2 separate regions of the Homo sapiens genome follow, and region 1 is linked to region 2. Evidence: chromatin loops called from intact Hi-C (ENCODE). Cell type or tissue: heart left ventricle. All regions are shown on one strand. Each heading gives the region's core, and the rest is flanking DNA. Links, peaks and the distances in the headings are about the cores only.

Region 1 (13,217 bases), core at 4,357-9,356, 57 kb before region 2:
TAATTGTTTTGGTTTTTTGAGTTTCAGGGAAAAACTAGGTCTAGAAAATGGAACTTTTTGAGGGGAGGGGGCTAGATGGAGTCTGGTTAAATTTAGAGCATTCTAAGTAGCTGGGAAAATGTAGAATTTACTTAGGAAAGAGCTGAAGAGATTTTAATTTAAAGAGAATAAATGCTATAAAAGTTTACATTCTTTACAATTTGTCACATAATCAGCCTAGAATTGTGAATAGAATAAGTATTCTATATATTTTATTAGCTATAATAGAAAATTTCCTTTAGCTTTGAGTAATTAAATAATATTAGTTAAAATGAATTCCTGTATTTATTCATGCAGCAATCATTTATTACATACTGTGTGCCAAGGGCTTTTACAACGGACTCCAAAATGCTCATTCTTCAGTGAATAAAAAACACATTTAAACATAATGAAAACACAAAATCAAATCATATATACCACGTTCTTTAGGAGCAAAGAGGAAGAAAGTAAACAGGTACCTTTCCACAAGGAGATTGAAGAAGGTTTTAAAGAAGTGAAAGTTGAATGGAATTTGAAACTACATATAAAGGCATAAAGATAGAGGCAACTTCCAGACAAAAGGAATAGGACCTCCTAACTGTGATGCCAAAATAAAGGTATGGATGAGCAAAGGTCTTGGTGTGAACATAGAAATGCATTTCTATGTTTAGTGCAGCTAAATGTGATGGACTTAAGGCTAGAATGAGATGAAGAAATCAAGTAGTGAAGGGATTTCTAAAGTTTGAACTTTATGCTGTAGAAAACAGAGTGTATTGGAGAAATATAAGCTGCTATTAGAGAGACTGAAATTCTTTAATAAAGTAGAAAAGAATATTCTTATAATTACATCTTGCCTAGTACAACAGGGGTAGCTGCCCTGGTTCCCAGCCTGGTGAGTTGCAGAGAGGTGATGGGGGAAGGTTTGGGTGGCCCTATTACTAAAGTTGACACTACTAGCAATTATGTTATTTTAATTTACTCAATCCCCCTCTCTCTCATCATCTTTTTCTCCCTTTCCCTGTCTCTATCTCCATCTCTTTCTAGCCCTATGTCTTCGTGTTAGTCCATTTGCATTGCTGTAAAGAAATATCTGAGACCAGGTAATTTATAAAGAAAAGAGGTTTATTTTGCCTTACAGTTCTGCAGGCTGCACAGGAAATGTAGTGCCAGCATGTGCTTCTGGCGGGGGCCTTAGAGAGCTTGCAATCACAGTGAAAGGCCAAGGGGAAGCTGATGTACCACATGGTAAGAGAGGGAGAAAGGGCAATGCCAGACTTTTTTAAATAACCAGCTCTCGTGAACTAACAGAGCAAGAACTCACTAATTACCATCAGGAGGGCACCAAGCCATTCATGAGGGATCTGCCCCCATGACCCAAACACTTCTTCCCAGGTCACTTCTCCAGCACTGGGAGTCAGATTTCAACATGAGACTTGAAGCGGACACCCATCCAAGTCATATAACTTTTTAAAGAGAAGAAGCTCTTACAGAGTGGCCCAGCTTTGTAGGCATGATCACAAAGACCACACCTTTCTTGGGACAGTACTGCTTGATAAAATTGTGATAATTTTGATCATTTGAATTTAGGGTTTTTTTTTTCAGTATGTGTTATACAAAAGACAAAAACTTCAGAGATACTAATAGAGCAGGATTTGGATGCAGACTTTTGAATCGACAAAGAAAGGGCACACCAGCCGATTTCTAGCTGTGCAATGTTTTGGAGGCATGGATGCAGTTAATCTGTTACAATGATATTTTTTATTTACTTATACATAGAACAAAATGAAGCCATTTCATTTGTGGTTAATTTTAGGTGGCATGCAAAGCAAACAGTGATGTTAGAATTATGTTCTAGCTGGAAAATAAAATAACTTCATTTTTTTGACATTGAAAACGAAAGAAAAGAAACTCTTGCCGCAGCTGCATTTCTATTACCGAATGCGAACATTTTCAGGACCCTAAGGGAACACGAGAGCTCACAGATCCACCTCCTTCATAGCAGTCACTCTTTTCTTCTCACTCAAAGCTCATTTTACTCTGTCTGTCTTTACTGCCATCTAAGATCCCTTTTATGTAAACTTTCATTTTGTATTTTATTTTATTTTGTGGGCAACTGACCAGGTAATTTCCCGGTTTAAAAATATTAAAACACTTTAGTAAAATTTAAGTTCTTGAAAAACAAACAAAATGTCAGCAAGACTTTGAATGTTGACTCTATTTGCTATAAAACCTCATGAACTGGACCAGAATTTTACATCACAGGCTGACCCAAAGTGTTGTTTGATTTATTTTGATATCTTTCTAGTCTTTCTTTTTCATATTTTTTTGATAGCTAGTTGAAATGATCTATTCAAAAAAACCTGGGCCCTTCTAGGCCCTTCGGAGATGGAACAGCTGGGCATGGTGTAGTAGGAAAGGTGTTCAGGTATTAGTCACCTCCTTTATTGTGGGAAAACCCTGGTGCTTTGGTTACACACATGTAAAACTGTAATAGCAAATCACTTCTTTAGAGTGGCTGATAGTCTCAGAAAAATAAACTCAGGGAACTGTACATACTATAAATGTATAATGTTAGAAATTCTGACTCTTACATCCACATCTCCTTTCGTTCTCTTTCTTTTCCTCTTCTTGCCCTCAAAAGAACTTATAGCATGTATCTGAAATACACAATTAGTGTGAACATTATTTGTTTTGCCAGATTATTTGACAAAACATTGTGGTGTGTGAATTAAAACTTATGCTAGATTCAATAAATAAACTAGGAATAACAATATGAGGTAGGCAATTATTGGAAAATATTATTTAAAGTGGGCCATTACCTAATTGGAGTATTCTACATTTTCACGTAGATTTTATTTTCTATTACTTAATGTTATCTTGTTTCTTTAATAAGATTTGAAAGAAGTAGAATTGGCAATAAGACTAAAGAATAGCATAACTGGTTTTAAAAGGGGGCAAAACAACAGATAATTTAAAATAGAAAAACAGAACCTTATATTATAGGGGAGAAGTCTGTATCTCGAGACAAAGAACACTAAGGAGTATGTAAAATTAACAGTGTATCTCCAGAATAATACACAAAAACAAACACACAGACAACTGGCAATAATATCTTATACTAGCATATAGTGAATTTCCTTTCACAGGGCTCTGAAGATGTTTTGTATGGTTCACTAAACTTAGCATGGGGATTTCAGAATTAGAAAATGGAGATAAATTAGAAAGGGCTCATGAACAGAAAGATAGATAAAGGACTGTGGAGTTTACCCCTTAGGAAACATAATTGAGTGAAAAATATGGTTTGACTCACCACTAATATAAGATACAGCCTCTAAGAATGTGATAAATTTGAGTAACCCAGATCCATGGTATTTAATGAGTGTGTGTTACAAGCACTAGGCAGTGGATAGGCTTTTCATCCCGTGGGCACAGCAGTCCTAGCTAGACAGTATTGCTGGTTGTACATATGCCTTTAGGCTTCTGTGAAGGCAACCAGAGATTTTAAGGCTAGACCAGAGATGTCTGAGCCTCAGACAGGAGACAGTCTCTTGAATAGTGCAGGGGCTGTTTAGAGGCATCCCAGTTAGTGTAGACTCCTAGCAATGCTCAGAGTACAACAAACCCTCCGCATCAGCTTATTGACAGCGAAAGTGAGAAGCCAGAGCAATGTCTCCAAGAGTGTTGTGTTTCCCAATGTCAGAAGTTGTCAAGCTGATATTTATTACATTGTGAAGACTAGAGAGCTGTGTTTTTAAATATTCTCCTACATGTCAGTGACCCCAGAGGCAAGGCCTTTGCCTTTCAGCCAAGCTATTATTTCCCATGGGGATCATGATAAAGGTAGTGGAGAATTTCAAACTCTCGATGATGAGAGCAAAGGGAGTTGTGTCAGCAGTAGCACTGACAGAGATGGCAGGGATGTGAATTCCATCCAACATGGAGAAAGAGCTCAGAAGCACAGTGGGTGAGACACCGGAGGGATATGTATTGGTTGTGACACAGGACATCTCAATAGTGTGTGGCTCCATGACTGTTCTAGAACCAGGGGAACTTTGGAAGCAAATTGTAGTATCAGCGGTGCAAAGTGCTCTTCCTCCAGCTGATGAAGACTACAGCTACTGTTGTAGTCTTGCAATGGGTGGCATTGGAAGCTATTCTTGAGTGGTGTGACTGCACATTTGGGTATTAGGAAAAGTAACATAGAAACTTTCAGAAGACTTAACTCAGTTGCTAGGGCAGAGATGACATTGTCTGATCTCCATGGGAATCCTGCACAAAAACTTGGCGTGGGGCCTCCTATGTCAAAACATGATTGAACCAGGTCTTTGTTTTCAAGGAGTCAATTTTGTCTGATTTAAGATTTCTAAGGGAAGAATGACAAATGGCCCCTTTATCAGCTTCATGCAATCTGATGAGTAGAAGCTGATTGCAGAAGCATGGGCAGATCTGGAATGGGGTACATCCAAATACATTAGGAATATCTATGATTTCTATCTACAGATATACTTTTAGCTATTTAATCTCATTTCATTTTCTCAAACTCAATAATCATATTTCTGTGAAAGGAACACAATAGTAATATTGACTGCTTTTATATGTTGTTATGTATAATTTCATCTTAATGTATGTGTATGTATGTTTGCAAAATGTGATATTAACAGTAATGAGGTGATATTAACGTAATTGTTTTACATATAAACAAATATTTATGCAGTGTTTTACAATTTTACATGTGTTGGTGTTTGCTTATGTCCAATCAGGTGGCCCGAGAATTTGGAACTGCTGTTGTGTTGTGTGTAGGGGTCTAGTCTATGCTACTTAAGTATGTGCCACCACTTACCCCATACACATCAAAAAAGAGAAAAATATACTATTCTTGTAAGTGAAGAACCTGTTAGACACTTGTAGTTAGGATAAATGTTTTTACAAGCTCATTAAAAGAGAACCAACCTGGCCAACATGGTGAAACCCTGTCTCTACTAAAAATACAAAAATTAGCTGGGTGTGGTGGTGCATGCCTATAATACTAGCTACTTGTGAGGCTGAGGCAGGAGAATTGCTTGAACCTGGGAAGCAGAGGTTGCAGTGAGCCAAGATTGCGCCATTGCACTCCAGCCTGGGTGACAGAGTGCGACTTTGTTGGGGAAAAAAAAAAAGAACAAGGTGAAAATCTGATATTTGTGCATTCTTTTAGAAACAAAAAAAAGGGGGATGGGATGGAAGCATGAGGGTTATGTACTTTAAACAGTTTTTCCTAAAAGTGAAATACGCAACAGGGGATGAGAAGGTGAAGCCCAGCTCCTCACAGATGTGCCAGTTCAGCTCAGATGAGTAAAGGGTTTTGATGGCTAATACGAGGCTTAAAGGACACTTATTGGTTCTTGCCTTTTATGTGGAGGATTTCTCTGGAACTTATCTTGAAATTTAAAAATATTTTGTGAGAAAAACAAGGGAAAATTTCAAGGTCTTCGACAACGTGAGTTCAAAGATACTTCTACACAAACAGTATTTCAGATAAAGTATTTGTTAGGTTGAAAATAGGTTATTATTGTTATCCTAATGCATAATGAGAAAAATTGAAACTATTATAAACCAATATGTTTAAAGATGATTCAGCCTTTTTTTTTAAAGCTGACCTTAGCAAGACACTTGCAAGAACAGTTTTAGAGACACCATGTCTTTTTCTATATGTTACTTGGGAAGAAGGATGAACTATGAGGAAAGACTCATCTTTGGCTGGAAAAGCATCCACTCTTGGCATTGAACCAGCATATTGGATCAAAGAAAACTAGATCATGCCAAGGAAAAAAGAATTGTATTCTCTAAAGGGCACTGCAACATTATCTTCATTGTTTATTTTCCCAAGAAAGAAAGACAAAGAAAACATGTTAACAATAGCTAATTTGAGATGATGGAAATATAGATATTTATTACATTATTTTCTATACATCTTTATATTTTTAAGATTCTGCACATATAAAATATGTTTGAGTAAACAAAACTGTTATATAAATCTCCCATCGCTTACGTCTGTACTCTTAAGGTTCACATTAGAGTGTAGAAAATGGTAAATAGTAAATACCACAAAGGAAACCATAGATTAAGACTTATAACATTTTAAATCATGCTTTCTGCCACTCATAATGATAAGCTAAACACTTACAATTTTCATTTTTTCCTAATTCCCTATTTTTATCTTAGCACTTTCTAGTTAAATTGAATTAAAGTCAGTGAGTGTTCATGAACTGTGTCCCACATGCTGGGCAGTGTGTGTCACTGGGGCTGTGCCAGGTGGGAGGCAGGGTGGCCTGGTGGGTACACAGTGGGAGCTGGAGCCAGCCTGCCTGGCTTTGCAGCTTGGCTCAGCTCCCAGCCAGCTGTGTTGTTTGGGAAAAGCTATTTCATGTTCTGCACCTCAACTCCTCATCTGTACAATGTGGAGGTAAAAATAATACCTACCTTCTAAATTGCGAAGTGGAAATTGTTGTGAAGAGTAAAGGTGTAAATACATATTTAGTACTGAGGAAAGGGCCTGACTCATAAGAAGCATTCAGTACGTGCTCATATTATTATCAAGAAAGAGAGACTTGTTCTCAAGGAGATGGATCTCTTGTGGCTCACAATCCTTTTCACATAGAAAAAAAAAAAATACATTCTTTAAGTAAACTACAATATCTCAAGGGGAATCTTTCCTTGATCAACTTCTTCCAGAGACTTAGAAGGTATAGTGATTGAAATGGAAAAAAAAGTAGTAAAAGTGGAGCTCAAGACCATAAAGAAATTAAAGACATTAAAGAACATTAAGAAATGTACTAATCTGATACATGTCTGAAGGTATTAGCATCATGTACTAAGTAAAGGATTGTGTTAAAGCAATGGACACTAGTTAATCATTTTAGAGTTTTATAGTCTTCAGAAAAGATGTCCACAAGGAAGAATAGGCCATGCTCCTAGTGTTACTTAGAAAAAGAAAAGGGGAAAAACAATATTTGAATGGAGAACAGAAGAGAGAAATAAACATTTGAGTTGGTTTTGATTTAACAGGACAAATTGAATAACAAAATTGTTTAAATAAACTAGCAACAACTCCCATTCTCCATGCCACACAACACACATACACAATGGTGAAGATGTGGCACTTTTTTTTGGATTTGATCTATCCCAGTATAAATTACTAAATTAGCAAATCACATCTTTTTTAAAAAAACTTATGGAAATAATATAGTGTTGACATATATTTTAGTTACCCCATTCATCAGGCTTCTAATGTCCTACTGTGGGCTGTAAACTCAAATCCATGGGAAGGTAAATAGAGCAGGCAACAGAGGCAGGTGCACCTGTGAATGCTCTGCATGTGTGGTGATGACTCTGGAAAGCACATCCTCTCTAAAAGGGAAAGCAGTTACTTCTGCCCAATATTCAGGCTCATTGTTCCAGAAACTGGGATTCTTATTTGAAATCTTTTAATTTTAAAATCTTCCAAAAATGAATTAAATGCCATTTGCCTAAAGGTTGCCTTTTTTTCTGTTTTTTTAAATATACTTTTACAATTACCCTAATGTAACATGACTCCATGAATGTGATTTTCCAGTTATGACTTGGTATACACCGAAGAATGTCAATTTTTATCACTTTGTAGATAAATTGAATGGCTTGCTGTTTCCTAATTATGCCCAGTCCTGTCCTATATCTGATCCTTTTCTCATATTATCAAAGGGTTTCCTACCATCGTTTCTCTGTTGAAATTCTACCTTGCACAAATGCTGTGACCACTTGAGACTTGATGCTGTTACTTCCAGTTAAAAGCAACTTTTCTAACTCAAAATCTTCATAGCATTTTACTTATGTCTCTTATCTATAGATTTCTACCTTTTTCTATAAGTATTTTCATTAAGATGAAGTCCCAGTTATTCTTATATGAGCAAAATAATGCTTACATAGTGCATGCTTATAGTAGTAACCACTGTTTTCATTTTGGTATATTTCTTCCATTCTTCTGCATAGAAATGAAGCAAAATAATTTACCAAGATCTAAAGTGGCTATATAAATTTAGCCATGTACCAACAGTATAAGAACTCCTTTAACAGCATTAAGTAGTTTCTTTCTTGTTTAGTTCTTACTAATTTAATAGGAAAAACATGGTCTTTTATACTTTGAGATTTTTTAAGAATAAATATCCTATTTATTAAGATTTGTGCTATATTCAGGCTAAGAATATTTTCATGATAGGACATATGATAATAATATCAATTATGTATGTACTAAGCATTATACTAATCACTTTATAAATTTTAATTCATTTAATCCTTTAGAAAACCCTACAGTGTATGTACTATTACTATCCTGATGTTATAGAAGATTGAGATTCCAAAAGGTCAGGTAATTTGCCAGCAATTACATAGCTACTAAGAGGCAGAGACAGGACTAAAACCCCCTTCTTACTTTGATGATGTACAGCACCTCAGTATGACATTTTCAATGTCCATTTTGTTTTGTGGATGTAGCTTTTCAAGCAGTGGCTTCCTGTCACATTTTGTGCACAGGTGGGGCTTTATAAAGCTCAAAAGATCGGTTGCAATTTCTCTCCAGCTTTCTACAGAAGCTGGGTTTATTTAAAGTTCCTGTGGAACCATTTTATCAGACAAACATCTATGATTTTTCTGATTGATAAAGTAAGTTTTGAAAACAATTTAAGCTTGAATTTAAGAAGGTTTTAGGGTATCTTTTATCATAATTTGTGTGATATTCCACTGACTTTTTTCTTCTTTCATAGTAGATCTGTGCCCAAGAACCTTCTAAGAATAAAATTACAAGGAGTACTTTTACTTGAAGTAAACGTTATATGCAGAATATGGATAAAGAAGTAGGCAGCTCAATATTTTAAAGCAAAGATGACAGGACTTTCATATTACGGCTTATTAGAAAATTTCTTTGTCTAATTCCGAACTTGCTCAGAAACTTTAATATTTCTAGCTTTGTTTTTCGCTTCTTGGAACAAATATTATACTGCTATTGGCAACAGATTTGGGAAATACACTTTGATGAATTATTAAATGTATTTAGTAGCAACAAGGGGAATACTGGTAAGACTGGAAGATCTCAGGAGGCTTCCTTATAATTCCTTTGCCCCACCCCCCCAGCATGAAAGGAACAAAAGAAGCATGGTAAGCTGACTCACAAGAGCTATTCACAAGTCAGCGTCTGTCTCTGTAATGGTAAAACATTCCATATTTTACCTACTAACTTCTCTGATAAGTCATCTTTTCCCGTACAGCATCTCAAGTGTGTCATCTTTTATGACATGTGGGTCAGTCATATCCCTCCTTTGCATTCAAGTTTCTCATCTTTTATTACCATATGTTCCAGGAGTCTACTCTTCTCTCCACCTCTCCAGGACATCTTTTCCTGTCTATGTGTCTGGTATGTGACAGCGTTTCCCTTTAGTGTGTTTAGGGAGGAATATCTCTTTTTGGCATGGATTCCATTTGTGACATTTTTATGTCCCCGGAGCATCCACATTTCAATTTTTTCGGGACTGAGTATTCTTACTGTGGATGTCGTTTTTAACTTTTGTTTGTCAATTACATGCTACTTTACTGCTACAAGTACTGTCAGTGAACATTCATTGTTGCATCCTGAATTTTGTGTTCAGACAGTGGACACAGATTTGGCTTTATGTTTTTGAATGGGGATGCTAAAGGAGATTGGTGAAAGAAATCGGTTATCTCCTTTTTACATTAGGTAGAGATTTTTTTTTTGTTCCCATCAATGCCTCCAATTTTTTTTCCCTCATTGCCTTTTGACTCCTAGCCTCAATATAATTCTCTGGAAAACTACCGTTTACTTATGCCAAGAAGGAAGATTAAAAGGTATGTGTATGCATGTGTGTGCATGTGCACAAGTGGGTTTTTTCAGTAAAGATTAGAAGGGGAGAAGAAGTAAACCTTCGTTTAATGCCTACAATGCGATATGCATGCTAACATGTGTGTGTTCACATATTAATTTTCATGTAATTGATACTTATTATAGTAGTATAGATAAAAGCACAGACTGAAGCTGAAACGTTTGGGTTAGTATCCCAGCTTCAACATTTGCTAGCTATTTGACCTTGGTGAAATCTCTAAACCTCACTGTGGACCTGATATTAGTATTTGTAAAATGTGAACACTATCATTTGTTGAGATTGTTATTGTGGAGTTTAAACAAGTTAAAGGTTAATAGTTTGGTTTGAATTCTGGTCCTCTTTACATAGAAGCTGGCATTTGCTCTGGAATCTTTAGTATTATTAGTCCTTAAAGTGACTGCAAAAGAGTAATCACACCCATTTCTTTCTTTATTTATTTCTTTTTCTTCTTTTCTTCTTCTTTTTTTTTTTTTTTTTTTTTTTGTTTTGAGGCAGAGTCTTGCTCTGTCGCCCAGGCTGGAGTACAGTGGCATGATCTTGGCTCACTGCAACCTCCGCCTCCCAGGTTCAAGTGATTCTCCTGCCTCAGCCTCCCGAGTAGCTGGGACTGCAGGCATGCACCACCATGCCCAGCTAATTTTTGTATATTTAGTAGAGAAGGGGTTTCACCATGTTGGCCAGGATGGTCTCAATCTCTTGACCTCGTGATCCGCCCGCCTCAGCCTCCCAAGGTGCTGCTGGGATTACAGGCATGAGCCACCCCGCCCGGCCCACGCCCATTTCTAAAGATGAAATAGTTCAATGGGACAGAATTAAGGAATTTCTCTTTTATAAAACACCCAATTAGTGACAGTGATGGAATCAGGACCAAAATCTGTGTTTAGGTAAGATACAGGTTTGGCTGCTGTGAAAAAGACCTAAAATACCATGCTAGAAGATGGTCGACATTTTAGATCTTATATAAAAGTCAGCTGGTTTAAGGTACCAGCAATATTTCAGGAACCCACAATTCTATCTTCTGGCTCCACAATTCTTAAGGTTTGTCCTTGTTTGGATGTCCAAGATGGCAACAGTAAAAAGCGATGGCGTGTCCCTTCCTTTGAGATAACAGTTCGCAGGTCTGGTGGCACATTAGAATCATTGCAGAGACTTTTTAAGAAATATTGATCCCCAGTCCCTACCTGTGAGAGATTCTCACACAGTTGATCTGACAGAAGGTCAAGATGTTGATTTTTTTTGGCATTATAATACATCCACAAATTAATATTTATTTATTTATTTATCTTTAAACTTTTATTTTAGGTTCAGGGCTACATGTGCAGGTTTGTTATATAGGTAAACTTGCGTCATGGAGGTTTGATGTAGAGATTATTTCATTACCTAGGTACTAAGCCTAGTACCCAATACCCAATAGTTATTTTTTTCTTTTTCTCTCCCTCCTATTTGTTTTTAAACAAATGGTTTTTTTCTTTTTTTTTTTGAGACAGAATGTCACTCTGTCCCCCAGGCTGGAGTGCAGTGGTGCCATCTTGGCTCACTGCAAGCTCCGCCTCCCGGGTTCCCGCCATTCTCCTGCCTCAGCCTCCTGAGTAGCCGGACTACAGGCGCCGGCCACCCCACCGCGCTAATTTTTTTGTATTTTTTAGTAGAGACGGGGTTTTGTGTCCGGAATTGGTGGGTTCTTGGTCTCACTGACTTCAAGAATGAAGCCGCGGACCCTCGCAGTGAGTGCTACAGCTTTTAAGGTGGCGCCTTTGGAGTTTGTTCCTTCTGATGTTCGGATGTGTTCGGAGTTTCTTCCTTCTGGTGGGTTCGTGATCTCGCTGGCTCAGGAGTGAAGCTGCAGACCTTCACGGGGAGTGTTACAGCTCTTAAGGTGGCACATCTGGAGTTTGTTCCTTCTGACGTTCAGATGTGTTCGGAGTTTCTTCCTTCTGGTGGGTTCGTGATCTCGCTGGCTCAGGAGTGAAGCTGCAGACCTTCAGGGGGAGTGTTACAGCTCTTAAGGTGGCGCGTCTGGAGTTTCTTCCTTCTGGTGGGTTCGTGATCTCGCTGGCTCAGGAGTGAAGCTGCAGACCTTCACGGTGAGTGTTACAGCTCTTAAGGTGGCGCGTCTGGAGTTTGTTCCTTCTGATGTTCAGATGTGTTCGGAGTTTCTTCCTTCTGGTGGGTTCGTGATCTCGCTGGCTCAGGAGTGAAGCTGCAGACCTTCAGGGTGAGGGTTACAGCTCTTAAGGCAGAGCGTCTGGAGTTGTTCCTTCCTCCCGGTGGGCTGGCTGGGCTCAGGAGTGAAGCTGCAGATCTTTGCGGTGAGTGTTACAGCTCATAAAAGCAGCGTGGACCCAAAGACTGAGCAGTAGCAAGATTTATTGCAAAGAGCGAAAGAACAAAGCTTCCACAGTGTGGAAGGGGACCCAGCGGGTTACCACTGCTGGCTCGGGCAGCCTGCTTTTATTCTCTTATCTGGTCCCACCCACATCCTGCTGATTGGTAGAGCCCAGTGGCCTGTTTTGACAGGGCGCAGATTGGTGCCTTAACAATCCCTGAGCTAGATACAAAGGCTCTCCACATCCCCATCAGATTAGTTAGATACAGAGTATGGACACAAAGGTTCTCCAAGGCCCCATCAGAGCAGCTAGATACAGAGTGTTGATTGGTGCATTCACAAACCTTGAGCTAAACACAGGGTGCTGATTGGTGTGTTTACAAACCTTGAGCTAGATACAGAGTGCCAATTGGTGTATTTACAATCCCTGAGCTAGACATAAAGACTCTCCACGTCCCCACCAGACTCAGGAGCCCAGCTGGCTTCACCAAGTGGATCCCGCACGGGGGCTGCAGGTGGAGCTGCCTGCCAGTCCTGCGCCGTGCGCTCGCACTCCTCAGCCCTTGGGTGGCCGATGGGACTGGGCGCCGTGGAGCAGGGGGCGGCGCTCCTCAGGGAGGCTCGGGCTGCACAGGAGCCCACGGAGGCTGGGGGAGGCTCAGGCATGGCGGGCTGCAGGTCCCGAGCCCTGCCCTGCGGGAAGGCAGCTAAGGCTCGGTGAGAAATCGAGCACAGCGCCGGTGGGCTGGCACTGCTTGGGGACCCAGTACACGCTCCGCAGCCACTGGCCCGGGTGCTAAGTCCCTCACTGCCCGGGGCCAGCAGGGCTGGCCAGCTGCTTCGAGTGCGGAGCCCGCCAAGCCCACGCCCACCCGGAACTCCAGCTGGCCCTCAAGCGCCGCGCACAGCCCAGGTGCCCGCAGGCGCCTCTCCCTCCACACCTCCCTGCAAGCTGAGGGAGTGGGCTC
Region 2 (13,217 bases), core at 3,946-8,945:
TTTACTTGCATATTATGCCCTGTAATATTAGACATATATTGCTTTTAAGCCTAGCCGACAGAATATTTTATTTTTCCAAGTTCAGCAATCAATCATTTTCTACTAGCTTTTAAATTTTATGTTTCCAAACACATCCTCAGGTTTGTCTTTGTGATTTGTTGATTGTGTGAAACTTCACCTCTAAAAATGTATGTTGAGACAGCCAAAAGAAAACAAAAAACAAAAACCCACAAACAAACATTCTATAATCCACCTCAGAATGTATTCAAAGTTTAGGAACATTTGACAACATAATTACCTCTAAGGAGGGTCTGGAGGTGTAGTTTTATTTCCCCTTGATTATTATTTATGTAAAATACCATATTGAATAAATGCCATGACAAATGACACAATGAAGAGGTACTAACCATCAGGAAGATAACTGACTGACTAATGCACTACAGAGCCTTGTGTAATAAAAATACTCCATCCCTGATGATTATAGTGAAGCTTTAACTCTTAAAAGCGCTATAAAGCCTGGGCACGGTGGCTCATGCCTGTAATCCCAGCACTTTGGGAGGCCGAGGTGGGAAGATCACTTGAGACCAGGAATTTGAGAGCAGTGTGGCCAACATGGTGAAACCCTGTCTCTATAAAAAATACAAAAATTAGCTAGGCATGGTGGAGGGTGCCTGTAATCCCACCCTCTCGGGATACTGAGGCACGAGAATCACTTGAACCTGGGAGGTGGAGGTTGTAGTGAACTGAGATCACACCACTGCACTCCAACCTGTGCAACAGAGTGAGACTCTGTCTCAGAAAAAAAAAAAAAAAGCCCTATACAAACACTATATGTATTCTGTACATATTGTTTTTAAGGTTGTTGAAGTTGGTGAAGCCTTCTAGGAAATCAAAACTTACGCTACAAACCTGAATTTTTTGTTTTATAGAAAACCAAAACCAATATTCAATAGACTTTTTGTAAACGTAAGCCACCACTTATAATGAAAGATACATTCAAACTCTTCAGAAAGTGAAGTCAAATTATGTATTTTTAAAGATGTGAAAGCATGTATTACAGTCTTGGAGAAATGAAATCATAAACAGATTCTATCTTTCTTAAAATAGTGGCTTAATATTTCTTAGGATGGCATTTTAAGTAGCAATAAAATAGGAGATGAAAGATCTCTAAACTATGAAGCACAGGACACAGAACTGCAAACCTCATTCACATAACTTATGCAAGGAAATTCTTACAATTTGTCTCTACTACATGAATTTGTTAATTTTTCTTACTTAACAAATTTGGCTGCTAGAAGTATCTGAAAATGGTCAATTAATCTATTTTAGGGCCTTTTTAGTAGGCAGTTCAGATACTCAGTGAAATCATTTGTGACATGGTCCTATTGTGATCCTGAAGACTAAATGGTCTTTTGTTTGCTTGTTTGCTTGTTTGTTTGTTTTGTATTCAGTGTGTTGTGAAACGAATTCAGTTATGGAACCCAGATTTAACAAGGAAGCATTCAGTTTATTTCAATTATTAATGATATGTATCTGTTGATGTCAACTAAACAGGCTGAGAAGTATAATCAGTTGCTATTTCACTGTTTGTTTTACCCGAGATCATTATTGTTTTAGCATCAAGGTGATATCTTAAATGCCATTTTTGGTGAGCACTTATCAATGAAATCCACATTATCTCTAGGCTCCAGAACGAGTCTTTTTAACCTTTAACGTGTCTTAGACCCCTTTGACAGTCTTGTAAAGTCTGTGGGCCCTTTATAAGAATAATGTTTTTAAATGTGTAGGATGAAAACCATAAGACCACAAAGGAAATCAGACATTGAGATTCAGTTCTATCCACAGAGCCTTTGGGACCCCACATTGAAATCACTTACTTTAGCACAATATGCGGAAGAAATTGGAACCTGCCATTACATTTAAGGGGAAGAATTCACTAGAGGAAAAGTGTTTGCTTCTGTCTCTAGGTGTAACTTCCATGAGGAGAATAACCAATGCTGATATTAGTTTTGTGTAAATCCAGGGAGAGATGTTAGTGTTTCAGTGTACGCTTAGGGATGGGAAATGGTGAGGAAAATCAACAAAGACATAATTTTTTAAGGCAGAATGATTATTTTCACTCTTGAAGGCATAACATGTTGCCTCCTAAATTTTTGTTAATCTGTATCCACCCCCTTGGAAAGATTTTTTACAGTTTAATGCCACATGAATTGGCCTTAAAAGTACTAAGACTGGGAAAAAGTAGTGGATGTTCCATCTTTCTATTTGACATATACTCAGCAATTAGTTTACTTTATAGATTGTATCAAGCTAATAGGAGAAAATGCTGAAAGGAAGATAATTTTTCTCTGTATTATGCAGTTGTTAAATTAGCTTAATCATCCGTACCTGAAGCAGCATTGTTTCTGGAATTTTATAAAGTTTGAATTTATTCAACTGATAGATTTACCCTGATGGAATCAAATTATTTAATATTGCGCATTTAAGGCACCAAAATAAGGATGCATTTGGGAAAAATTTATCTAGCTTACTCCATACTTGTTGTCCCCTCTTCTCTGAAATTAGGCACCTGAATTTACTTTTTGGTTCATAATTTGGTTCTATCACTGCACCTTAGGTTTTTTTCCTTTCCCACCACCTTCTCACCTTAGTATGGATCTTTCATTCTCTTTTTATGAATTACCAGCATTAACAATTCTTTCAGAATTGACTCATCCTCTAATTAAACTGGATATCCCTTAATACTGACCTGCCAAGTTGTCCTTGATCATAATTTCTAATGAGTAAGAGATTATAAAAAAAATTTGCACGTGATAATCTAGGATGTAAGAACAGAAGTTGTAAATCAGGTTATATAACATGAACCTCACCAAAGTGAAAGTCCAAGCAAAATTTTATTACTTAAAAACTTTTGACTTTTGGAAGATGGCTCTTAGGAAAATTCTTAAAGAGACTAAGTTCTCATTGATTTGCTCTCTGTGAAAAAACATTTCACAGGGGAAAATAAGTTTGGTTGTATGTCCTGAAGGCTAGATCCCTCATTCAGACCTTGTTGGCTTCTGTCTCTAGTTCATCTTGGCATATCACAATGCAAATGGGCAAAATAATGATGACAGATGGGCATAGGAACAACCATGCCAAGACTCCAGCCTGCACATTACATTTGAATAGCTAATAAGAAATTTTTGCTCAAGAACATCCATGTGACAATGTTAGACAGTAGCCTGTATGTTTGAGTTGACCTAGCTCAGAGGAGTTAAAAAATATATTAAATTGTACAATTTGGACTGACATATATAATAAATCTAAATTTTTCAGACAAATAATAGTGCCAGGATAATCTTAAATAATTAAAGGACATGTTAAATGATGCCATGAAGGCAGACATTTATTAACTTCTACTTGATGGAGATTTGCAAGATGTGCCCAAATGATTCTGAGGTTTAGATTAATGTTTTGTCAAGTAGATCAAAGAGAAGCAAATACAAGGCTGAATCACACTGTGAGAAACAATGGAGAAGATCCTGTTTTATTTATTTATATTTTTGGTCTGGCTTGTCACTCAAAAGTTAAAAGAAATTTTTATAATGCACATACTCAGGGATCATGGCAGAAAATTTACATACCATTCACATAGAAAATGCAATTATGGAAGTTGTATTTCTCATTTTTAAGTGAACTTGCTGCTCCAGTGTAATTAGTTTAACACACAAGATCCCAATAATCAGAAAATAGAATGTAAATGAAGATAGCTGAAAAACAGTGTTCTGGTAAAAAAGGAATGAATCAAAAGAATCATAAAAAATTAACTTGCAAAAAATGTATGTCATGGCAATGGATAACTTAGCTGTAGGTAAAATGATTATTGTTTTGCCGAAGACTGAGAATTCTAACATTTGCTGTTCTTTTAACCATAAATGAATTTTTCTGCCTGCCTGACTTCGTAATCAGAATCTGCCAGAATGCTATTTACATGTACCATCATTTGCAAAAGCAGAAACACATTCAGGACATCAAAGCTGATAATACATGGAGTAAAGGCTCTTGCTGTTTACTGAAACTTGGTTATTTGATTGAAATACTGACTAAGATGAATTGTGCTACTCTGAAGTTAGGTTAGTCCATGCACAATTGGGCAAGTTTCAATTACCTCATCCTTGAAGCTTCCCTTGAATAGGACTAGTTATTAACACTGGCTGCACACTGAGATAAAACTACATTTTAAATCTTAAAATACTCACAGTATATAAAGTACCACTGTGGTTAGAGCTTTTCAGGTTTCCTACTGCTCAAGTTCACTTTGTCAGCACCATGAAAAATCTAGTCTTTGTGAATTCCTGCTTATGGCATTAGGAAAATATAGGAGAAATGTTGGCTATTTACATGGGTAGTGCATATTTAATATAGTCCCCATCATTATTATGCCCATGCATCCAAAATGCAAATGTCTTTTATGAGGATAAAGCAGGCCTTTATTTTTGTGCAAAAGACTCATTTCTTTCTAGAAGAAAAGGGAAAAAAAGAAAGCCTAAATGATCACGATGGGGATTTAGGGAAGTAATTGTAAGTAGAAGAACTACTTTTGAACTGCTTCTCTGACTCAGAAAATTGATCATCTATCAGTTCAATAACAAGAATTCATTAGGGTTACTGTGAGTTAAAATGTGAAGTGAAATTACTATTCTTCATATGAGCAATCTCTATTCTTTGTTTTCATTTGGTCAAAAATACAGGGAAGCAGATAATTAACCTGTCATGTAGAATAAAACTCTACAAAAATTAAATGAGATAAAAGTGCTTTAGGTTTTGCTGCTCTTTTGGTTCCATCACAAGGAAATGTTCTCTTAAACCTGTAGAAATAAAAGTATTTTTAATTCTGTAGGACTCCAGGAATAGCCAGTACCAGCCTGGGTCTTTAAGGTGAACATCAAACTGAACATTAGAAGCATACTAGGAGCTTTTATTATTATAAAGTGATTCAGTGAAGAGTTGAAATAAGGGAAACATATCACAGGTGGAAGCATGCACATGTACTACAAGTGGCTACACTGCCACAAAATTAACGAGGCTTTTACATTAAGGAAGAATTTTTTAAAAAGGTTTTAGAAATATGGTGCAGCTTGGAAATTATGTATCACTGATCATTTCTGAATCCAGAAGACAAAGAACTGGGGCATAGGAATTTAACTGGGGGTTTCCATGCTCTGTGGAGAATAGAATGTGCTGATTCTAACATATTGATCCTGGTTCTTTTGTATACAATCTAATATTCTTTTGAATTCCCATATGGAAGTTGTTTGAGAGTACAGAGAAAGATAAAAATCTTCAGGTGACTTTATGTCAGTAGTCCAATGGAAATATTAAATAAACTGGGTAGATTATCATGCTAAAAAGCAAATGCCAATAAGTGACAATTTTATCTTAAAAAGTAATGTTGTTATATGTTATTTTGAATAAATGTAGTTTATTGAGCTGTGCTTGCCTTATGAAAATCTCACCACATTTTTAGCATGATTCCAAAACTTACAAAGCTTCCAATTTTGATTTATTTTATTCAAGTATCTTTATAATAGGAAACAAAATGGCACAGGAGAAATCACCATTCCTCTAAATTTAGTGTATCTTTCATTATACATTTTAAAAGCTGTCATTTTTGCTTTATAAATAAATCATTGAGGAATTTGCTGAGAAAATAAACTGAGTCACCTAAGCTCTAAGCATAATAGACAAATAGGAATTTAGACCACTGATGACCATGCCATAATCTGAACATTTAATATCAACATCTCCACCTAATTTGGAGCTAAAAATAAATTTTTGAATAAACTTAGTAGCTACTAAGGTTGTTAAAATGTCAGCTTGTGGAACTAATCACACTTTCTGTAGTACAGAGGATGAATAAATTTGTAGTTCTTGTGTGTGTTTTTAATTTGTTTGTTTGTTTAACACAGTTATATACCTTTCGTCCTAACATAACATTAAGAACCATACTATTGTAGAGAATAATTAATCTAATATTATTATCTCAGAAAGGATCCAAGGCTATGGAGATTGTTGTGCTGCAATTATTAACTTGAAAAAAATTATATATAATCTCTATACTAGAATGTATCTATTGATCTATTTTTAAATTTACTGACTCTTTTCCTTTTCATTTTCGCTCTGTTAAACACAACCAGTGACATTTTTATTTCAGAGATTGCAGTTTTCAGTTCTATTATTTTCATCTGGTTCCTTTTTATATTTTATATCTCTCTGCTTAGATTTCCAATCCTTTTATTCATGATGACAATAATTCCCTTTATATCATAGAATTTAGCTATAAAACTGCTTTAAATTTTTGTTTGCTAATTATAACATCTGGTTCATCTCAGTGTTGATCTCCATTTATTGTATTTTCTCTTGAAAATGCAGAATATTTTCCTGTCTTATATCCTGAACATGGTTATTGTGATTTCGTGGAGGAATAGAATTCTGTTATATTCATTGAAGAGTCTTAATTTTTGTTTTAGCCAGCAATTAATATGGTTACATTTATGCCTCAAACTCTGTAGCTTGGAAAGGAACTCAAATCAAAGTTCAGATCTTTTATCCTTGACTGGGTGTATTAGTCTGTTCTCACATTGTTATAAAGAGATACCTGAGACTGGGTAATTTATAAACAAAAGAGGCTTAATTGGCTCACCTTTCTGCAGGCTGTACAGGAAGTGTAGCAGCTTCTGCTTCTGGGGAGGCCTCAGTAAGCTTCCATTCATGGCAGAAGGCAAAGGGGAAGCAGGCATCTTACCTGGCAGAAGCAGGAGCGAGAGAGAGAAAGTGAGGGGGAAGGTGCTACACAGTTTCAAACAAACAGGTCTCATGAGAACTACTCACTATCATGAGAACAGCACCAAGGGGATACATGAGAAACACCTCTGTGATTCAGTTACGTCCCACCAGGCCCCACTTCCATCCAACATTGAAGATTACAATTTGACATGAGATTTGGGAGGGGACACAAATCCAAACATATCACTGGGATATTTTGAATCATACGTGCATAGTTCCACAGTCAAAAAAAGATTTCGGCAAATTTTTAAAATAGAATTTACACTACTCCTCCTTGCCTCTCTTTTCTGGATTTTTTCCAAGACTTTCCAATGACTGTGGTTATTATGCACTTTGTCCCCTGGATCCTAAGGCCAGAAAGGCTGAGGATTTGCTATGAGAGTGCTATGGTTTGAATGTTTGTTCACTCCAAAACACATGTTGAAATTTAATTGCCATTGAAATGATGTTGGGAGGTGAGACCTTTAGGAGGTGTTATGTCATGAGGGCAGAGCCTTCATGAGTGAACTAATGCTGTTATTATAAGGGTGGGTTTGTTATTGCAGGAGTGAGTTTGCTCTCTCTTGCTCTCCCATACTGTCTTTCTCTCTTGCCCTTCTGCGATATGATGCCTTCCACCATTTTAGGACTCAACAATAAGGACTTTACCAGGTACTGGTTTCTCAATCTTAGGCTTCTCAGCCTTTGGAACTGTGAGCCAATAAATTCTGTTCGTTGTAAATTACCCCATCTGTGGTATTATTAAAGAAGCAAGAAAATGGACTAAAACACAATCTTAGTTGTCCTGTATGATGTCAACCACAACCATCCTTCTGGCTATAATTATTACCTTCATAAGTTAAATCTTTATTGACAAGTCCACATAGAACCTATAAACCATAGCTAATGAGTTATTTTTAAATACTGCATTTGTAGGAAACATGATATTTTAAAAGTGACAATAGTTTATCTAAAAATAAAACAATAACTAGTATAGCTAGTTCTCTAAACTCATAAGAATTCTAAGGTTGGTTTCATTTGTATGGTTAATTTTCTAAAAATGACAGTGGAGTGGATTATTAATAGTTAAATTTGATCAGTGCTCTATCTTGAAAAGTTGTATTTTTAATTATGGTGAGTGAAGCAGAACAGAAAGATAGATGACTACAAGAATGATTTCTCCTACCTCTCTATTATGAAAACAGGTTTGTTAAATTAGATATTTCCTCTTGAAGTGTAGCTATATGCAATCAGTATACCTGAAAAAGCTTAGCAACAATATTTATCTTGGTTTGAATTCCGGGTGTTAAACAAGTTAGTAAGCCTTTCTTGGCCTCAGTTTCTTTTACAAGCAAATTGGAGTTCTAACCTTTATGCGGGAGCATTTTTAAATGATGTACAAAATATAGTCACTATTACAATGCTGGGCACATACTAGCACTGTATTTTATTTTTATATACTTATTGCTTCTTCCAGATAGAGATTAATTACAATGAATAATTGTATGATTATTATGGAAAAAAATGAATGAAAGTGCTTCAGATTTCATATTTTGTTCAATATCCCACATATTCAGAAGGGATTAAAAATTATTAAATGCAGAATTTCTTAGTCCCATATCATAACTTTAGACTTATGTCTCCCAAATTTTTATTCTTAGTATTTTTTTCTTAGTTCTTTTAGGTAGTCCTAGTTATTTTTCTTCCTCTATTACATTCCATGATTAATGTAGCTTATAAATTAGAATCTCAGATGAACAAAAATTAATGCTAACTTCAGTTTCAGTTATGTGTACTTCTAAGGGCCAAAAGAAATGAATAATTTTTGAATATAGAACAGACTTTCTCAACTGGGATACGTTTTTTAAGTAGGTATTATTTATTGAGGTAATATTTTGTCTTTTTCTGTACTACATTTTAAAATCCTATATTAAAATATAATTGATTACCAAAAACAACACACATTTCATGCATAAAATTTGATGAGTTTGGACATATGCATATACTTGTGAAACCATCAACAATCAACATAATTAAAATAATAGACATAGTTATTCATTATTTCTAAAAGTTTCCTTTTGCTTTTTTACTTATTTTTTAATAAGAACACTCAACATTAGATCTACCTTCTTAACAAATTTGAATGTACAATACAGTACTGTAAATACAATACAGTATTTAACTCAAATGAGAAGTTGTGGTTCAATGGGTATAATTAAGACTTTAAACCCACTGAACCACAATTCCCCATGTTGTTCTTCCCCATCACATGGCAACCACCAATCTATTCTCTGCTTCTGTGAATAGAGATTTAAATGCATAACCTGAAACTGTAAAACTTCTAGAAGAAGACATAAAACAGAAGCTTCTTGACATTGGTCTTGGCAATGATTTCTTGGATATGATACCAAAAGCTCAGGTAATAAAAGCAAAAATGGACAAGTGGGACTACATCAAATGAAAAAGTTCTGCACAGCAATGGAAGCAATGAACAGAATGAAAGGAAAGCCTATGGAATGGGAGAAATATTTTCAAACCATATATGTAAGAGGAAATTATTCAAAATATATATAAAAACATTTATAACTCAATAACAAAAAAGCAAATAACCTGATTTTTAAACGGGTAAATAGCTTGAATGGACATTTCTCCCAAGAAGACATACAAATGACCAACAGGTATATAAAAAAGATCATCAACATGGCTAATCCTCAGAGAAATGTAAATCAGAGTTGCAATAAGATATTATCTCACACCTGTTGATGGCTATTATTTAAAAATGTGTTAATGAGGATGTAGAAAAATTGGAATCCTTGAACACTCTTGGTAGGAATGTAAAATGGTGCAGCCACTGTGGAAAATACTGTAAAGGTTCCTCAAAAGATTAAAAGCAGGACTACCATGGGATCCAGAAATCTCACTTCTGGATATTTATCCAAAAGAATTTAAATCATAATAAAAGAGAAATCTGTATTCTCATGCTTGTTGCTACATTATTTACAATAGATATGATATAGTAGAAACCCAAGTGTCCTTCAACAGATGAATGGAAAAATAAAATGTGTATTATAATTGAACATTACTCAACCTTAAACAGATGGAAATCCTACCATTTGTGGTAACATGGATGAACCTGGAGGACCTTATACTAAGTAAAATAAGCCAGTCACAGCAGGAGAAATACTGCATGACACCACTTATATGAGATACCTAAAATGTACTACATTTTTTGGTGTTTCAGAGAAGGTGACTGGGTATTTTCACAAATATACCGGCATCAAAAATTGATTTCATGATGGTATTTAACTTTGTGTTTGATTTTATAAATATGAATGTTGAATAAGGCCATTTATAGATTATTCTGATTAACTGATGCATGCTTTACCACTTTCCAAAGCACTTTCTTAATATATTCATTATTTTCCTTTATGTAAAGAGACACCCTACAGAAACCAGTGAGATATTTTCCCACTACTAAATCTGAACAGTGTTATGTAATTAACTCAAAGGCAGACATTTCATAAATATGATTGAGATCTTTCTACTTGAACTGTTTATTTATATGCTGTTGTACTTTGTGGAACAAGCAGCTTTTAAAGCATGAGCCTGAGATTAATTATAAAAGTAGTTTGACATCTTGACTCCTTTCACTAAGGTTTCAAGAAACTGTCTCATTTGATTTTAAAGTACAAGTCATGAAATTTAAAATGTCTCTCTGGACACTGGATATTTGTTCCGTGAAAATGTGTGGTATTTGTAGGAAGATGTGCCCTATCTCATCAGTCAACATTATTTTAGACAGAGTGCTTGCTTTTTCCTGGGTGACACTTATGCCAATTATCCAGAGGAATTCAATTCTCTTCCAGCTGCTTCCAGTTCTTATTTATAGACTTGACTCTCTGACAGACCAATCCTAAATATGTAGCTAGTGGTCTAGAAATGTCATCCTCACCTTTACAAGACAAACAATTCTGATAAACACTGCATCTGTAGCTTCAGAAGTAGTCCGAGCATGGAGAACACAAATGGCGTGGTTTTTTTTTTAACTATATTTTATGATTAAGATACCTTTGAAACATAATCACACACATGAAAATACTAGTGATTGAACCAATTTTTATGGCCCTAAAATTGTATGTTATTTTTATCTTTGAAAACACTCACAATTCATAGTAATAACTATTTGCACTCAAAATAGATTTTTTAAAATCTTAGATTGTCAAACTACAATCATCAGTCTGAATAGTGAGGTAGATAAGTGTTATATTCACTTCTTAAATGTTTATAGTAAAGCCACTCCAAAATGCCAAGACAACCAATTGAAAAAATAACAGAAATCAGTCAAAATGGATATCCATTGGCCACATAACAGATGTAGACTACTTTATTTCCTTCATCCATTTTCATAGATTTGACTGAACTAACTTCAAATTTGAGATTTAGGTTTTAGTCTGTGATCACATACACGCGACAATGAGGTTCTGAGAACTTTGCTGACCTCTATTAATTTCACCAACCATATAATAAAACTTTATGTAGAAATGAAGAAAACCAGATATTCTGGTCAATCTTTTATGTGCCAGTACAAGACTGATAATTTAGCTCAATATAGAATCAGAATACCCTTAGGATGTCTATATTATTGTTTGTATAGATGCAGCATTGATATTTAAATGGTTATACAATATTATAGCATATGATTTTAATAGGCTAATTGTAAAGAAGCGTTTTTAAAAAATTTTTGCTGAAACTTACGTAGTGTTTCTGTAAGTCTGTGCCATGCACTATTTAAACATATTGCACATTTTATTTAATCTTCACAAAACTCAAAAACTGTAGATAGGTAGATGTTATATTTTTCCCATTTTACAGAAGAGGAAAAGGCACAGAGCAGTTAAGTAATTTGCCCAAGTTACACATTGATTAACTCCTAAAACCATGATTCTAACATAAAAAATAGATCTCCAGGTTTACTAAGAATAGTTTTAATAATGAAACATCAATAAAGTACTCTCAATTTATTTTAGATTCTTACATATATGTAGAAAGGATAGTAAATATATGATTTGGCTTTTATCTTTGTACAAAATTAAAAATAATTCATCTGGGAGAAACATCACCAGGATGGCCAACTAGAGTTGCCTGACACTAGTTTCCCCAACAAAAGGGACCAAAATAATGAATAAACAAATATATTTCAACTGGAATAACTGAGGAAATATTCTGTTCCATCACAGGAGCAAGCAAATCCCTGGGGAACATGGAAGCCCAGGATAGCACCATAGAGAAGGGGTTAAAACATCCTGCCTCTGCAACAGTCTGTTCCTTTGGGATCAGCTCAGAGTAAGGGCAGCTGCTTCCCACAGGATAAAAGTAAGCTGGAGATCCCCAGTAGTTGCCATTGCTGAAACAGATGCTATTGGTCCTTCTGCAGAAGAACCCCCAGTTCTTACAGGCTACAAATACAGTTGGGAGAATTGCCAGTAGTTCACACAGCTGCATGGCCTCAGAGACACTTCTGTACCTCTCCCTCATGACCTAAGCTGCTATGGCATGGCACCATCTTAAACCAGTCCCACAGCTAGAATGCATCCTGCTCTGGGAGCCAGTAGCCACGGCATCTCTCCATCACTGAGGCCCTGTCATCATTACACAATCTTAACATGGGTCCATGCAGTGCCACTACTTCAGCTGACTGAATCCTGAGCCTGATGGAATGACCAAGAAACTGCCATCTGAACCCATATGGCATCCCACCCCCTGGGAAACAAGCAGACCTGTTCAAAAGTCAAAGACAAAGAGAATTCTAAAAGCTGGAAGAGAATAGCACCAAGTTAAATATAAGGCAATACCTATTAGACTATCAGCAGATTTCTCAGCAGAAACTTCTCATGCCAGGAAAGAATGAGATGACATATTCAAAGTGCTAAAAGAAAAAAAAATTCCACTACACTGTCAGCCAACAACACTACATCCAGCAAAGCTATTCTTCAGAAATGAAGGAGAAATAAAGACTTTGCCAGAAAAGCAAAAGCTGAGGGAATTCATCACTACTTCACTGGCCTTGCAAGAATGCTTCAGGGAGTGTTACAACTGGAAACAAAAGGCAATAATTACTATCATGAAAACACATGAAAGTATAAAACTCACCAGTAGATGTAAATTTATAATCAAACTCAGAATACCCAATGCTGTAATGGTACTATGAAAATTTTTCAAAAAAACCAACAACAGTTACAGTTAGTGGCTAAATAACACACAATAGATAAAGATGTAAATTGAGGCAACCAAAATATAAGTTGTAGGGAGGAGGGAAATATCTAGAATATTTTTATGCAATCAAAGTTAAGTTTTTGTTATCTTGATATAGTTTATGATAACTACAAGATGTGTTATGTTACCTTCATGTT

What was found. A loop is a pair of places that touch in the nucleus more often than their neighbours do. Peaks named below come from ENCODE experiments on the same cell type or tissue, not always from the same donor. Only the 100,000 strongest peaks of a DNase experiment are listed, where the experiment ranks them.
Region 1: a loop joins it to region 2, with 5 times the contacts of the local background. A loop is called at or near these places in 1 of 110 quality-filtered maps.

The regions. Positions count from the first base shown.
Region 1 is chr1:187,061,018-187,074,234 of GRCh38, forward strand. No RefSeq gene overlaps it. Among named protein-coding and RNA genes, the nearest start is that of LINC01036, 25 kb to the right of the region's middle. RefSeq lists enhancers at 11,390-11,549, 11,870-12,279. In heart left ventricle, for the core only: no CTCF peak of the experiment used is centred there; a DNase peak (open chromatin) is centred at 6,364.
Region 2 is chr1:187,118,747-187,131,963 of GRCh38, forward strand. The region is part of intron 1 of LINC01036 (long intergenic non-protein coding RNA 1036); the gene reads left to right. Among named protein-coding and RNA genes, the nearest start is that of LINC01036, 33 kb to the left of the region's middle. In heart left ventricle, for the core only: no CTCF peak of the experiment used is centred there; no DNase peak of the experiment used is centred there.